2 separate regions of the Mus musculus genome follow, and region 1 is linked to region 2. Evidence: chromatin contacts called from ENCODE POLR2A ChIA-PET data. All regions are on one chromosome and are shown on one strand. Each heading gives the region's core, a stretch centred on a gene start or an enhancer-like site at or near the end of the contact. The rest is flanking DNA. Distances are from core to core; before and after follow the strand shown.

Region 1 (6,703 bases), core at 2,520-5,019, 92 kb after region 2:
CCAATGCCTGTACCCACACACACTTGAACACACACACACACACCACATATACAGAAATTTTTAAAAGGGTAAGATTTTTCTGGAGGTGAACTTGAGTTGAAGCTGAAAGTTGGAGGACCGGGGTGGCCTCGAACTCACAGCAGTCCTCCTGCCTCTGTCCCCAATGCTGGGTTACCAGATAGTGCCACTGTGACCTTCAGGCTTCTTTATACTCAGTATTTCTCTTTTCTGCAATAACAAAAGTCTATTTTTTCAGGTCTTTTTTGGGGGGGTTGAAGGTAAGGGCAGATTAACTCTAGGGTCACCAACATGACAGGCAAGAGCTCTTACTGCTAAGCTACCACCCAGATTTTAAAAAAAACTCTACTCTTTAATATAAAAAACAACAAATAATCAAGTCTATCTAAGAACTTAAGAAATGGGGAATGGAGAGATGGCTCTGTGGTTAAGAGCACTGACTGCTCTTCCAGAGGTCCTGAGTTCAAATCCCAACAACCACATGGTAGGTAGCTCACAACCATCTGCAATGGGGTCCAGTGCCCTCTTCTGGTGTGTATGAAGACTGCAACAGCATCTTCATATACATAAAAATAAATCTTAAAAAATAAAAAATAAAAAGGAGGAGAAAGACGGGAAGTTAAAATGTGGTGAGGAGTGGGGGTGGACCTCTGGAGAGCCGGGGAGGAACAGGAAGTGAATCCAATCGAAACGCAGTGTACGAATATGAATTCCTACAAATAATAAAGTATATATTTAAAAAGTCTGAAAAAAAAAAGTCTGAGGACCTGGCTTAGTTGGTAGAGTCCTTGCCTAGCAGACACGAAGCCCTGAGTTCAACCCCCCAGGCACAGTGGTCACACATAAGTGTGCCTGTGACTCCAGCAACATCGAGGGAGAGGCAAGAGGATCATAAAGTCTAAGTTTATCCTTAGCTACATAGCAAGTGAGAGGCTAACTTGGGATACATGGAACCCTGGTGTTAACAAAATACCATAAAATAATCTAAGAAGATGACAACGTTGAAAAGGCCAATACAGGCTAGAAAACTGGCTCAGCAGTCAAGACTACATAACCCGCTGAGGACTGAGATTCGGCTCCCAGCACCCACACCACGGGGCTCAGGAATCCAGCTCCAGGAGGATCCCATGCCTCTGGCCTCTACAGGGACCTGCTCTCACGTGCACACGCCCACACAGCGTCACACGTAATTAAAAATATTCTTTTAAAGGCTAACACTCAAAGTAAGTAAAATGGAAAACAAAGGCTGAAGAAAGTTCCAACTTCCCGGCCTCATCTACAAGCAGAAGAGGAAACATAGGTAAAAGGAGAAATGACTCCAAGTTCTCAAAGTACAAAGATGTCAGCTGCAGGTGCGAGCCGAATTGAGTTCTAGCTGCTTGCCAAGCAGGATGTCGGTAAACATACAAGACAGATAATCCGGAAACATGCTCCCAACAGCCAGGCCGTCAGTAAGGGAAAGCCTGGTCAATCAGTCCTCGTGCCCGCTACCTGGGAGGCTAATGCAGATTCCAATCCAGGCTGGGCTTCCGAGTGAATTCAATGGGCAACTTAATGACACCCTGAACAACGTTAACAACGTTAGCGGAGCGGAGCAGAAGCTCAGCTGCGGGGCACTTGACGAGCGTTCACAAGATCCTAGCTCAATCCCCGGCTTAACAAATAAATAAAGTATTGTTACTGTATTATTTTGTTTTTAGACAGGTTGAAGGATTAATCTAAGGTAATACTTTTGAAACACTGGTGACAGCTGGGCGTGGTGGCGCACGCCTTTGATCCCAGCACTTGGGAGGCAGAAGCAGGTGGATTTCTGAGTTCGAGGCCAGCCTGGTCTACAGAGTGAGTTCCCGGACAGCCGGGGCTACACAGAGAAACCCTGTCTCAAAAAAAAAAAAAAAAAAAAAAAAAAAAAAAAAAAAACCAAAACCAACCCTGGTGACTAATGAAAGAAAACGAATGTCTTGGAATACAGACTGGCTTCGAGACTGCGGTCTGCTGCAGCGAGACTGCGGTCTGCTGCAGCGAGACTGCGGTCTGCTGCAGCGAGACTGCGGTCTGCTGCAGAATTCCTACAGCGAACTGCGATTGCTCATTGAGGCTTTGACTTTTCTGACTCCACCGTGAACTGGCAGTATGATCTCTTCAAAGCATTCAGACCACCTGTAAGACATCACCTAACTCTTGGCCTTACACCCATTAAAAGTGATACTGAACGTTCCACAGACCTTTCTATGTTTAAAGGCAAAGAATCAGCTGTGGGTGAATACTCGTCATCTCTTTAGAAGAGGCATCACCACGGAAGCAGAGCCGTATTAACAGGAAGAGGGCAGAAGTTCGAAAGTTTGTCCTCGCTCACTCCCTTCCGGAATAATCTTTGGTGTGCAGACACTCTTATCACGGCGTCACAGAAGAGATGGACCTGCATGTTTACAGCTGGGCCCTCTCCTAGGACACACACTTGCTCGGCTCACGGGCTACAGTAACATGCCACTTGCCGTGTGGGGAAAATCTGCATATTCATTTAAAAGTTATCTTACAACCAGCCTCTATACAGCCTACTGAGTCACCACGATGAACAACTTTTATTTCTCATTGTGGTCAATTATTACAGGCAGGATTTAAAAATGAAAATGGAGAAGAAAAAAAAAAAACCCTGAATTTAGTGTACACTCCTAACTCCACTACAACATACTCATTTCTAGCTTTACTGTAACCTTATAAGCATTCTGTGTATACAGCTAAAACCTCCTTGGATGTATGTTTTGGGGGCTGGAAGATAAACCCAGGATCTCACTCATCCTAAAACATTCTCTGTCACTGCTCCACCGTCATTATCCTTTTTTGTTAGTTCGAGATAGAGTCGTATGTACTTCAAACTGCCCTGGAACTCAACATGAAGCTCAGGCTTGCCCTTCAAGTCCCGATCCTCCTGCCTCCACTTTCCATACGTCTGGGTTACAAGAGTGCACCACGACTCGGTGTATTCACTATCGAGAGCACAATTTCAGTTTTAAAACGGCTCAAGCAACTGGTACCAACCAACTGCACTTTCTGTAAAATACCAGAACGTTAACCTACATAAGAATCGATGTTTTGAAGACGACGCGCCTTACGTTACACAATTTGATTTACATGTATCAAAAGCCTCAAGAAAACTGGAGCGTTCGTGTACTACCTCGCTAAAAGAAATCATTACTTATCTAATCTTTACTTATCTAATCTCATTCTAGCAGTGAACAAAGATTACACTCAGCGAAGAAAAACAAGAAGCGAAAAGCGGCCTCGGGGAAGTGGCGCAAAACAGAAGTCAAGAAATACAAATGCCCACAAACGGGTAGAGCGTAGACGCTCTTGTAGTAAATATTTACCTAACCCTTGACAGCCTGCCCGCCACCTCCCGGTGCCCTACAGCTCTGGGCCCGAGTTCGAGCCCCGAGGCGGCCTAGGATCTTAGGTGACCACCGGGGACCACTGGCGCGCAGGAACTCATATGAACAGCGAACCGTGGGACTGCGCGAGCCATCCCTGTCTCACCATCATACTTGGGGTCCGACACCTCTGCGGGGAAGTCGATGGCAGGAGGCGCGGCCACCGCCCCCGCCGCGTCGTCGTCCGTGTCGCGCTCGCCGTCCACGGAGCTGCCCCCCAGCATTGCCGTTCGGAGCGTGGATAGTAACCTCGCTCTGCCGGTCCCCAGACGCTGCCGGCCACTAGAGCCTCCCCCCAAGCCGGAAGTAACACAAGAGCCAACGGAAGTCCCGCCCCAGTGACCAGGAAGTTTCTGTAGGGGGGCGGGCTCTCGCTGTCCCGCCCCTTTTTTCTCTAAAGGAAATGATTGGCTGATCCACTGCGGGTGTGCCCCGAGTGGGCAGGACAAGCAGGGGTGTGCTGGCGCGGCGTGGTGCGGCGCTGCCTGTGTAGGAAGGACCTTTCTCCTTGACCCTGTGGGTTGTGTCTGGTTCTCTGTTCTTCCCATATTATCCCTGTAGGCATCATAAACGCTCAGATCTCACACCTGCAAACTTTTCTCTGGAAAGTATAATAAGCAAGGGGACCCACACTCGGAAAGACAAAGACCGCGTGTTTCTCGCTCAAATGCAGATATCCTAACCTGTAATGGATATACGTGGGAGTAAGTGTGGGTAAAGCCTAACAAACCAGAAAGAAGACCAGAGAGAGTGAAAACTGATGTTGGGGCAAGGGCAAAGTAAATAAACCGAGGGGAAGATACATGGTGCGCGGGGGAGGGAGCGGGGAGACCGGGAAAGTAGAAGCAGTATTTTATGGATGTTGGTATATCAACTCTGCCTTCATATGTGTGTCTGTTGCCTATGGAGGCCAGAAGAGGGCATCAGATCCCCTGGGACTGGAGTTACAGAGGACTGATAACTGATGAGAATTGGACTAGGTCCTCTGCAAGAGCAGCAAATGCTGTTGACTACTGAACCGTCTCTCCAACCTCTTCTTTGTGTTTTAATTTCGAAAATCCAGCCATCTAAGGGACCTAATTTTAGAAGTGATGCATATATATATATATATATATATATATATATATATATATATATATATATGTACATGTATATGTATAAGTGATACGTATATATATAAAATAACTATCTTTTAAAAAAATCACCCATCGTAGTGGTTTATATGCTTCTAATTTTTAAATTTGAGCACTTGAGAGGTAGAAATGAGAGGACCAGGTGTTCAAGTACATAGTGAGTTTGAGGCCAGGCTGACTTAAATGATACCCTGTTTCAGAACAAAAACAAATTTATCTACAAGTCCTGACTCGAGTAGAGCAAACTTGCTTTGATCCATCACAGACCATAGCAAAATGGGAAATGCCAGAGAGAATCTAATCTAAAGGAAATTCTTGGGTTTTGAGACTAACTTTCCAGTTGGTTTCAAACCAAAGGTTTTTTTTTTCCTTGTGACCACCTGGAACCCACCCACCCACCTCCAAAGCTACCCTAGATGATGAAGTTAAGATTCAAAAATCGATGCTGGGACTTGGGAGTAAGTTTACTTGTTGCTCAAGCCTAAGGACCTGAATTCAAATCCCCAGAAACCCACACAAAAGCCATTGGCTACAACTGTGCATGTTATACTAGAACCTGCAAGGGACAGAAACTGGAGAATCCTTGGGGCTTGTTGGCCAGCCAGTCTTACCTAATCAGAGAGCTCCAGGATCGATGAGGAGCCCTGTCTCAAACACACACACACACACACACACACACATACATACATATGCATATATATGGTGGAGAAGGCTCAGTGGTTGAGAGCACTTGTTTTCAGAGGACCTGAGTTTGGTTTTCAGCACCATGTCTAGCAGCTCAAAACTATCTGTAACTCCAGCTCCAGGGGATCCAACACCTTCTGGCCTCTGTGGGCACACACACATACACACATCCTCACACATACACATATACATATACAAATACACACATACCCTCACACAGACACATACACACCCTCACACACACACACCCTCACACATACATACATATACACATATACACTCATACCCTCACACACACACACACACACACACACATATATATATATATATATATATATACATACATACACACAAATACACACACAAGTTTAAAGAAATAGGGTGATGAGCAGTAAAGAAAAACTGATACCATCCTCTGGCCTCCATATATGCATGCACATGAACATGTACACATGAATATACCACACATAAACATACAATTGTTTTTTAAAGGTTAACGTCTTTGTCCTCTGGTAATGTCCCTGCTTTGATTGTCAGTGCAGTGCTGTTGAAAATAATCCATAGTAGCTCTCAATGCAGATAAGTACAGCTGGCATGAGCATCTTGTTTTGTGCTCCGAATTTAGCGTGGTATGAAAAATTGGTAGAGTTGACATTTTTATTTTAACGTATGTTCCATATAGAGTCACGCGGTTCTATACAGCCTCTCTCGTGTGTGGGAAGAGAGCAGCCCTCCAGGAGAATGATTTAACTGAATGCATCCATGGGTTTTTTGGTTTGTTTGGTTTTTTTTGAGACTGTCCTAGAACTCACTTTGTAGACCAGGCTGGCCTCGAACTCAGAAATCTGCCTGCCTCTGCCTCCCAAGTGCTGGAATTAAAGGCCTGCGCCACCACGCCCGGAGCTGCACCCATGTTTTTTAAGCCACTGCTTATAACTCAACAATGCCCTTCACAGGAATGCTTCCCAAATACAAGGCTGAGCAAGCATGGTGTTGCGGGCCTGTGATCTCAGGACCTGAGTGTGGAAAGAGGAAGATCAGGAGTTCAAGACCATCCTGGGCTACATTGTCTGTTCAGAGAACAGCCTGAGACACATGAAACTCAATTGTTCTGTATTTAAAAGCCAAACACACATATAAATATCCATACAGGGATATAGACTGTAGGCATTAAAAACATTGATATGGAATCTGGTGAGATGGCCAGGGGTCTGGGGTGGGGGGGAGGTGGGGGAGGGAATGTGCTTGCAAGCTGTGCAAGCCAGAGGATCCAAGTTCAGAGCCCCAGCATCCATGCAAAGCCAGGCAGTACCAGGCTATACCAGTTCCTTTTCTGTTGCTGTGACAAACATGACGACTGAAAGCAACTTGGAGACGAAAGGATTCATTTCCTTGCAGGTTGCAGTCCATGGTGGAGGGAAGCCAAGGCAGGCACCTAAG
Region 2 (7,312 bases), core at 4,725-7,224:
GTGGGCGGGGCATACCTATAACCCGAGAAATTTAGGAGTCAAGTAGGAAGGCCATGAGATCCAGGCCAGCCTGGACAACAAAGTGGAACCCTCTCTCAAAATCTAAAACAACAAATGCATGTCCTTTGAATTTAGAATGCTTCATTTGGAAATTTAGTCTTCTTGTTTTTTAAGACATGATTTCTGTATATAATTCAAGATGGCCCTACAATTTGAGGTTTTTTTTTTTCTGCCTATACATCTTGAATCTGGGATTATAGATGTGTGCCATCATCCTGGCTCCTTTACTTGATTTTTTTATAAGAAATTTTATCCTTCTATAGAGACTAGCCATAAACATACAAGTCCTATTTTTAAAAATATTCACTGGCTGAGCGCAGTAGTTATCATGCTTACTTACTGACTTGTTCTGCAAAGTTTCCGTTAACTTGACACAGGACAGAGTTCTTTGGGATAGGAAATCTCAGCTGAGAAAATGCCCCCAAAAGACTGGCCTACAGAATTGACAACCGCTGTGCCATCTCTCCAGCCCCCAAATAAAATAATTTTAAAAGCATGTTTCAAAACAAAACATCTGGGCATGGTGGTAAACACCTGTAATACCCCCACTTAAGAGATAAAGGTAGGCGCTGACAAGCCCAGACCATACATAATGAGCTAAGTCTCAAAAAAATTTTTAAATATATTTTTAAATTAAAGGAAGAAAAATTAACTGATATAAATATCATTCATATATACACACACACATACACACACACACACACACACACACACACACACACACACATATATATATATTGAGACAGGGTTTCTCTGTGTAGCTCTGGCTGTCCTGGAACTCACTCTGTAGACCAGGCTGACCTCGAACTCAGAGATCCGCCTGCCTCTGCCTCCCAAGCGCTGGGATTAAAGGCGTGAGCCACTATGCCCGGCAACTCACTCTGTAGACAATTTTTTAAATCATAAGCTACATTAGCAAAACTTGTGAAGGCTGGGATGGTGAATTTACCTTTTTAATGTTCCTCTGAAACTCTTTGTAACGCACGGGTAGTGTATAAAATAAGTGCTGCACACTGACTGTGGTTCCTTTAGGTCGGGGGTAGGGAGTTTTCTGGGTGATTTTCCCATTATGGTCAAACACCAGTCGAGTCCCAACGCTTGCAGACCCGTGGCAGGTAGATATAGTGACATCACTGTAAGAGAGTGTCAGGGACAGCAGGCGTTAGGGGTGCTTTAGGGTTGCTGGGATGCAGCTCTGAGGCAGAGCTCGTTCCTAGCACTTGCTTTCAACCCATGCTTCAGGCCCTAGCACTGCAAGGAGTCTGCGTGTGGAGACCCCTACAGAACTCAAAAGGGGGAGGTATAGGAAACCTTTTCCCACTTTCCCTTCTCTCAAAGCTTTCTTGAAATGGTGATATTCTCGGACAATTAAAGTTTGCACTGAGTAAGGAATCACCATAATAAGTTTAACCCCTAAAAGATGGTGAGACAGTTTTATAAATGCTTTGTTTTTTTTTTTAAAGATTTCATTTTTTTTAGGTTGAGTTGCAAAACAACAAAGCATCCCAAATTCTATTCTCAAAGCTTTATTTCTCAGTTTTGTTACTAATGGAACTGGTACAAAGACTTCAAAGACATAATTCAAAAATATAAAACATATAGCTTCATCATAATTAAAATAGGGCTTTCATTAAATCTTTCCCTAAAAACTGAAGGACTGAAACTAATGGTACTCACAATGTATCATGTATGTATTACTTTATCGTTACTTATTTTTGCAGTGCTACTGGCTGCCCCATGTATTGTAGGCAAGCAGTCTGCAGCTGAGCTACAACCCTGGCCTGTGTGATCCCTCAAGGTTACGAAGTGCTTTGAGACAGGCGGTGACTTTTGTACAACATGATTTGCTTCATTCCATTCCTCTATTTCTCACATTTCAGTAATCTCCTTAGGTTGGCAATGAGATAAAAGAGAATTAAAGCTCGGAGTCAAGATACTTCAGTAGTAAAGCATAAACCACGAGGGCTCTCATCATGCTTCTCGATCTGCAGGAGTTGTTACATGTGGCAGCCAATGAGAATAATGCATCACCTTAGTGCACACAGAGAGCTCAGAGCTTCCCCCCGAAAGCCAAAAGTTTCAACCTGCGTGAGGTCGGCAAACTCTTGAATCTTAGATGTGTGATGTTTCAGAGCTGAAAGAGAGTAGAAAGGCCCAAAATGTCTTCAGTGATATCTATCACAGTACGTGGTGTAAGACAGTGTTACTCAAACATCTGAGACACGTGGAAATGACTACTTTACGATTAGGAACATTTATCTTACCTAGACCTTCAAAGTTTTCTTCTTCTACCCCACATCCATTGTCTGAAACTTCAATGAGGTCCACCCCATAGTCTTTAAGCCTTAGATCTAAAAAATTCAATATATTTATTTCTTAATGATTAAGCCATGGTAACATGCTGACAATATCTGTAACATAGAATGCAAACTTAGCAGACATGCCTACACTCTTACTAAAGGTACTACCGTCATTCTAATGGCTGTGTGCAGCACTGAAGCCCAGAATACCGTAAATGCTACGCAAGCACTCTACAGTGGAGCCACAACCCTAGCCCTGCTAGGCAAGCACTGTACAATGGAGCCACAACCCTAGCCCTGAATGCTTTATTTTCGAAAGTCCTCCTTGTAAGATCAGATTAAATAGTTGGTTTATTATTATCATCATTGTTATTATTACTATTTCAAAAGAAATACTTTTAACATAGTCATTAAGAACAGGCTCGGGCTGGAACAATGGTTCAGCAAAGCTAGGCTCACAACCAAGAATATAAGAACAGGCTCTGCAATCAGTTCCTGGATCATATTTTCTGAGCTTTATAAAAGCCTCAGTTTAACTAAATTCCTGGTACCTCTGTTTTCTCTTCTGTATGACAGAGATAGTGACTTCCAAATCATAATAGTCCACATACTAAATAAGGCATTCCTTGTACAATTCTTAGCACAATGCCTACACACAATGTAATTAAATTCTTATTCCATAGCTAAATAGCTGGCACAACATTGTTGTAACAGTTTTCCGTGATTTGAAAAATTCCCTCCAGGAGCAAGAGGGCTTGTGAGACTCCAGAGGTAAATAAATGTCACAAGTCCAGGAAAGATGAGACTAAACTGCTGAGTTTCTTAAAAGCTGCCTCAGGGATCATCACTCAAGCTGGTGTGGGCGGTTTGGTAATACAGCTGCTTTTGAATTACTATTGATCCCGTAAATAATCCCTCATCCATACTTCTGTCAGCATTGTCAATGCAAACACATTAATTCACCAAATTAGAGTGTGGTACGTTACGTTTTCGGTCTGTCAAGAAGCCCCCTCTCAGTAGGGAGTTGTGTGTATTGTGCTTCCCCTGGGAAAGTCTTTCACACAACTGTTAACATCAAAATAATAGGTATAGCAGTATTTGTTTTCTAATAATCCAGTAACGTTTCTGATATAAATAGCATAAATGATTACTTCTTGTTGCTTAAAACTCTTCCAAACCATGGGCTGGAGACATGGCTCAGCGGTTAAGAGCACTGACTACTCTTCCAGAGGTCCTGAGTTCAATTCCCAGCAACCACATGGTGGCTCACAACCGTCTGTAATGGGATCAGATGCCTTCCCTCTTCTGATGTGTCTGAAGACAGCTACAGTGTACTCACATATATAAAATGAATAAATTAATCTTTATAAAAAAGAAGTTTCCCAAACTTACCAATAGTAGTAGCACCAGCATCTACACTATTTTCTATCAACTCCTTCACAGCGGTGCTTAAACTGAGTACCACCTGCCCAGAACAAATTTGATGGACTGACTTCCCATCAATAGGCTTGATGGCCTTAGCACATTCTGTACTAAAACAAAACGAAACAAACCAGTCACAAAACACAAAATCGATACTTAGACAGAGCAGATACTTCAATCTTGGTAAGTGGCTGATCTGTAACTAGTTAGCCTAACCCACTCATTATATGAACACACTCATTTCACTTGCAGATATGAATGCTCGCCAATCTTTTAACACTCGTTTAATATGTATTTAAAATTGAAACTGAAAAATCTAATTATCCATGCATCTATATGGAGGAGACCTGTTGTAACCCTCAAGGGACAGATCAATAACACAGAGTTCTTTTACAACACAGAGTTCTTCATTCTTGAAAAGTTGAATAACTTTTCAACATTAGTTTTTTTGGTTTTTTTTTTACACTTTTTTTTTTTTTTGGTTTTTTGAGACAGGGTTTCTCTGTATAGCCCTGGCTGTCCTGGACTCACTCTGTAGACCAGGCTGGCCTCGAACTCAGAAATCGGCCTGCCTCTGCCTACCGAGTGCTGGGATTAAAGGCTTGTACCACCACGCCTGGCTCACAATTCTTAAAAAGTCAAAGTTTGGTGGGAAATACTGGTTGACAAAAATCATCTTCCAACTATGTAACTATTCTCATAATTGCTTTTGAAACCTGTACCCAAATCCATGCTGCCTACACTGCTCTGATGAAAGTCCTCAGAGCTCATGTTTGAGACAAGAGTTCATTCTCAGCCTCCAAATGATAGTCCCACCTCACGACCACACTCAGCGAACGGGTTAAGTCTCTTTCTGTCCTGGCTGGCCTAGGGTAATCGCCTTTTTGTCTCCAGTTTACCCTGATTGCTACCACCAGTTTTGTTCACTCTGACACAGGTTCCAAGGTAGCCCAGAGCGCCCTCAAACTCCCTATGTCGTTAAAGGTAACTATGAACTCCTGCTGAGCCTGTTCCTGCTCGGATTATAGGTGTGGCTTGATTCCCACCAATTTCTTTTTACAATTACAAATCCAGTCGAAAAAAATCTTTAGGTTTAAATTTTTAGTGGTGCTCATTGCCTATCATATGAAGTTTGAAGTCTAGCAACGACAAGGTCCCAATCTACTATCACTAATTCCCCTACGGTTTAGTCACCATAAAAATAGTTTCCCGGCTATGAAATGCCCCATAAAAGTATAACAGAACATAGGTGCATCCTTGCAGTAACAATTTTAGGGTATTTTCCATATGGTCTGACATATAGTAGACTTCCAAAAACCCTGGTGAAATAAACCAACCAACCTCTTTTCTCTTCAATCTACCTTGCACAGAACCTCGCTGGTTATCACAGCACTCGGGTGTTTGAAGTAGGAGGATCCCGAGTTCAAAGCACTACCTCAAAAAACCAAAACAAACACTTGCACTCGTTCTAACTGCAAAGGATCTCTGGGGAAATCACAAGGTTAAAATACAGACAGCAAATTTGCATTTACAAATCTGTCACCGAATGTAACTGTGCTGGCCTTCGAAGATGTGCTTCACTGCTATGATGCCGCCTGTGAACACTACACCAAACGCACAGAAGCACCTCAATATAATAAAAGTTAAAAACCCTATTGACTGCAAGATCAGCGTGAGCCTTTAAGCCTCCCTCCCCAAGTCTTCAAGAATAAAGACTCAATAAATAAACAAACAGCGGAAACGAATTTTGTCTACGGCGACTGATTTTCGTGCTGGGTTTCAAGTGCACGGCCTGTGGCGGGAGGATGCCGAGGAAATAGCTTCCTCACAGAGGACCCGGTCCAGTCCGCGAGCTTGCCCGCCTCGCGCCTCAGCCACTTCCGGTCCTTTCAAGAGACCGGGATACCGGGAACTCTATAGAATGCGCCCGGAGACCACAAGTCCAGCTCACCTCACGCCTTCGGTTTGCTCCATGGATGCAGGACTCCTCCAGTCACAGTCACCGCGGGAGAGTTGGCGCTGCCGCTCTCGGGAAAAGACGCGTCTCCTGGAACACCCATTGGTTGCTTTTGACATATGATCCGCCCCTTCCGGGCGGGCTAGCGAAGGCATGCCAAGACCTCTTTACCGGTGATTGGCCAACTCAAAGGTCAAGTTGGTGACGTTAGACCAGCCCGGCCAATGAAAGCTCGGGGACTTCATTTTCCGGAACGCCAGCAGCAGAGTCAGAAAGAAGGCGGCTGCTGTCTGAGGTGGCCTTGGGTGGCTTCTGAGCGTTCCTGTCCCTCGCCCGCTACCTTCCTTGGGTTCCCACCATGCCGATGTACCAGGTAAAGCCCTATCATGGAGGCAGCGCACCTCTGCATGTAGAGCTTCCAACCTGCATGTACCGGCTCCCCAACGTGCACAGCAAGACCACCAGCCCCGCCACCGACGCGGGCCACGTGCAGGTAGGAGCGTGCGGCCCCTGCCTGGTGCGCAGGCGCCGTTCGTGCCGCGCCGCACCCTGCCCTATCCCTCGTCCAGTCTAGCGCGCCGGCGCTGTGTCTGCCTAGGGTCCCGGTCCCTTCTGCGGCCGGGTCCGACAAAATCCTCCTAGATGAGTGCTGCTGTGGGTTCCTGTCACGATCTCCAGGCGCACAGAAAAGTGAACAACACGAAAAATGCTCATTCGGAGGAATTTTCAGAGCGATCCCAGGGTTACCATAACCCAGGTTGACGGGTTTAGTGCCCCATCCTTCCCAGTTTAACTTTTCCACAAGAGGTCCCGACTTTTACTGTAGTTATGTGTTGTTTTTTTCGCGGTTAGGTTGTGGAGGCTATCTTTAAGCTATATAATCTTGATGGTCTGGAAACATAGTATGTGTTCTGTTGTCTGGCATACTGTACAAGATTTTGTTATAACGATAGTGAGTGATCTTGTTCCTGGCCACACCCCGCTTATTTATCTGCCCGGTCCTCACTCATGGGCGCTGGAATTTATAGACTAGCTAACATAAATAGCCTGTATAGGAATGGAATTCCTGGCCCAGTGGGCAGGTTTGCCTTCCACTTTTTAAGTTCTTTTTCAAAGCGGTTATACAGGTTTAAGCTGTTACCAGCAGGATAATGGAGACATCCTAATGTAGTTTTAATTTGGATGTCTCCAGTTTCTAAGTAAGTTGAGGTCCTTTTTCGTGTTTCCTGGCCATGGGAGTGTGGGGCAGAAACAGTGCCTTTGTAGCCCAGGCTGTCCTGGGATTCTTACAGCCAAAGATAATCTTGAGCCCTTTCTCCACCAGTGGAGAAAGAGCTTCCAAGTGCTGGGGTTAGAAGTGTGTGCCTGCCTAACTCAGAACAATTATCTTACCATGCTTATCACTATTGTTTGATCTCATTTTCTTTCTTTCTTTTTTTTTTTTATTTTGGTTTTTCGAGACAGGGTTTCTCTGTGTAGCCCTGGCTGTCCTGGAACTCACTCTGTAGACCAGGCTGGCCTCAAACTCAGAAATTCACCTGCCTCTGCCTCCCACCATCTCGTTTTCTAAAGA

What was found. ChIA-PET counts read pairs that join two places held with the same protein, here RNA polymerase II (POLR2A).
Region 1: POLR2A ChIA-PET joins it to region 2 with 16 read pairs in Patski. The contact joins the promoter of Eif2ak1 here to the promoter of Aimp2 in region 2. POLR2A ChIA-PET finds 5 or more read pairs at or near these places in 3 of 5 experiments (Patski and embryonic stem cell).

The regions. Positions count from the first base shown.
Region 1 is chr5:143,814,858-143,821,560 of GRCm38, reverse strand. Eif2ak1 (eukaryotic translation initiation factor 2 alpha kinase 1) reads right to left here and starts at 3,769. Exons shown (of 15, transcript NM_013557.2): 1 at 3,553-3,769. The coding sequence starts at 3,670.
Region 2 is chr5:143,908,501-143,915,812 of GRCm38, reverse strand. It overlaps Aimp2 (aminoacyl tRNA synthetase complex-interacting multifunctional protein 2), which reads left to right and starts at 5,974. Exons shown (of 4, transcript NM_001172146.1): 1 at 5,974-6,232. The coding sequence starts at 6,098. Pms2 (PMS1 homolog2, mismatch repair system component) reads right to left here and starts at 5,812. Exons shown (of 15, transcript NM_008886.2): 1 at 5,734-5,812; 2 at 3,753-3,892; 3 at 2,325-2,411; 4 at 2,092-2,194; 5 at 1,010-1,193. The coding sequence starts at 5,756.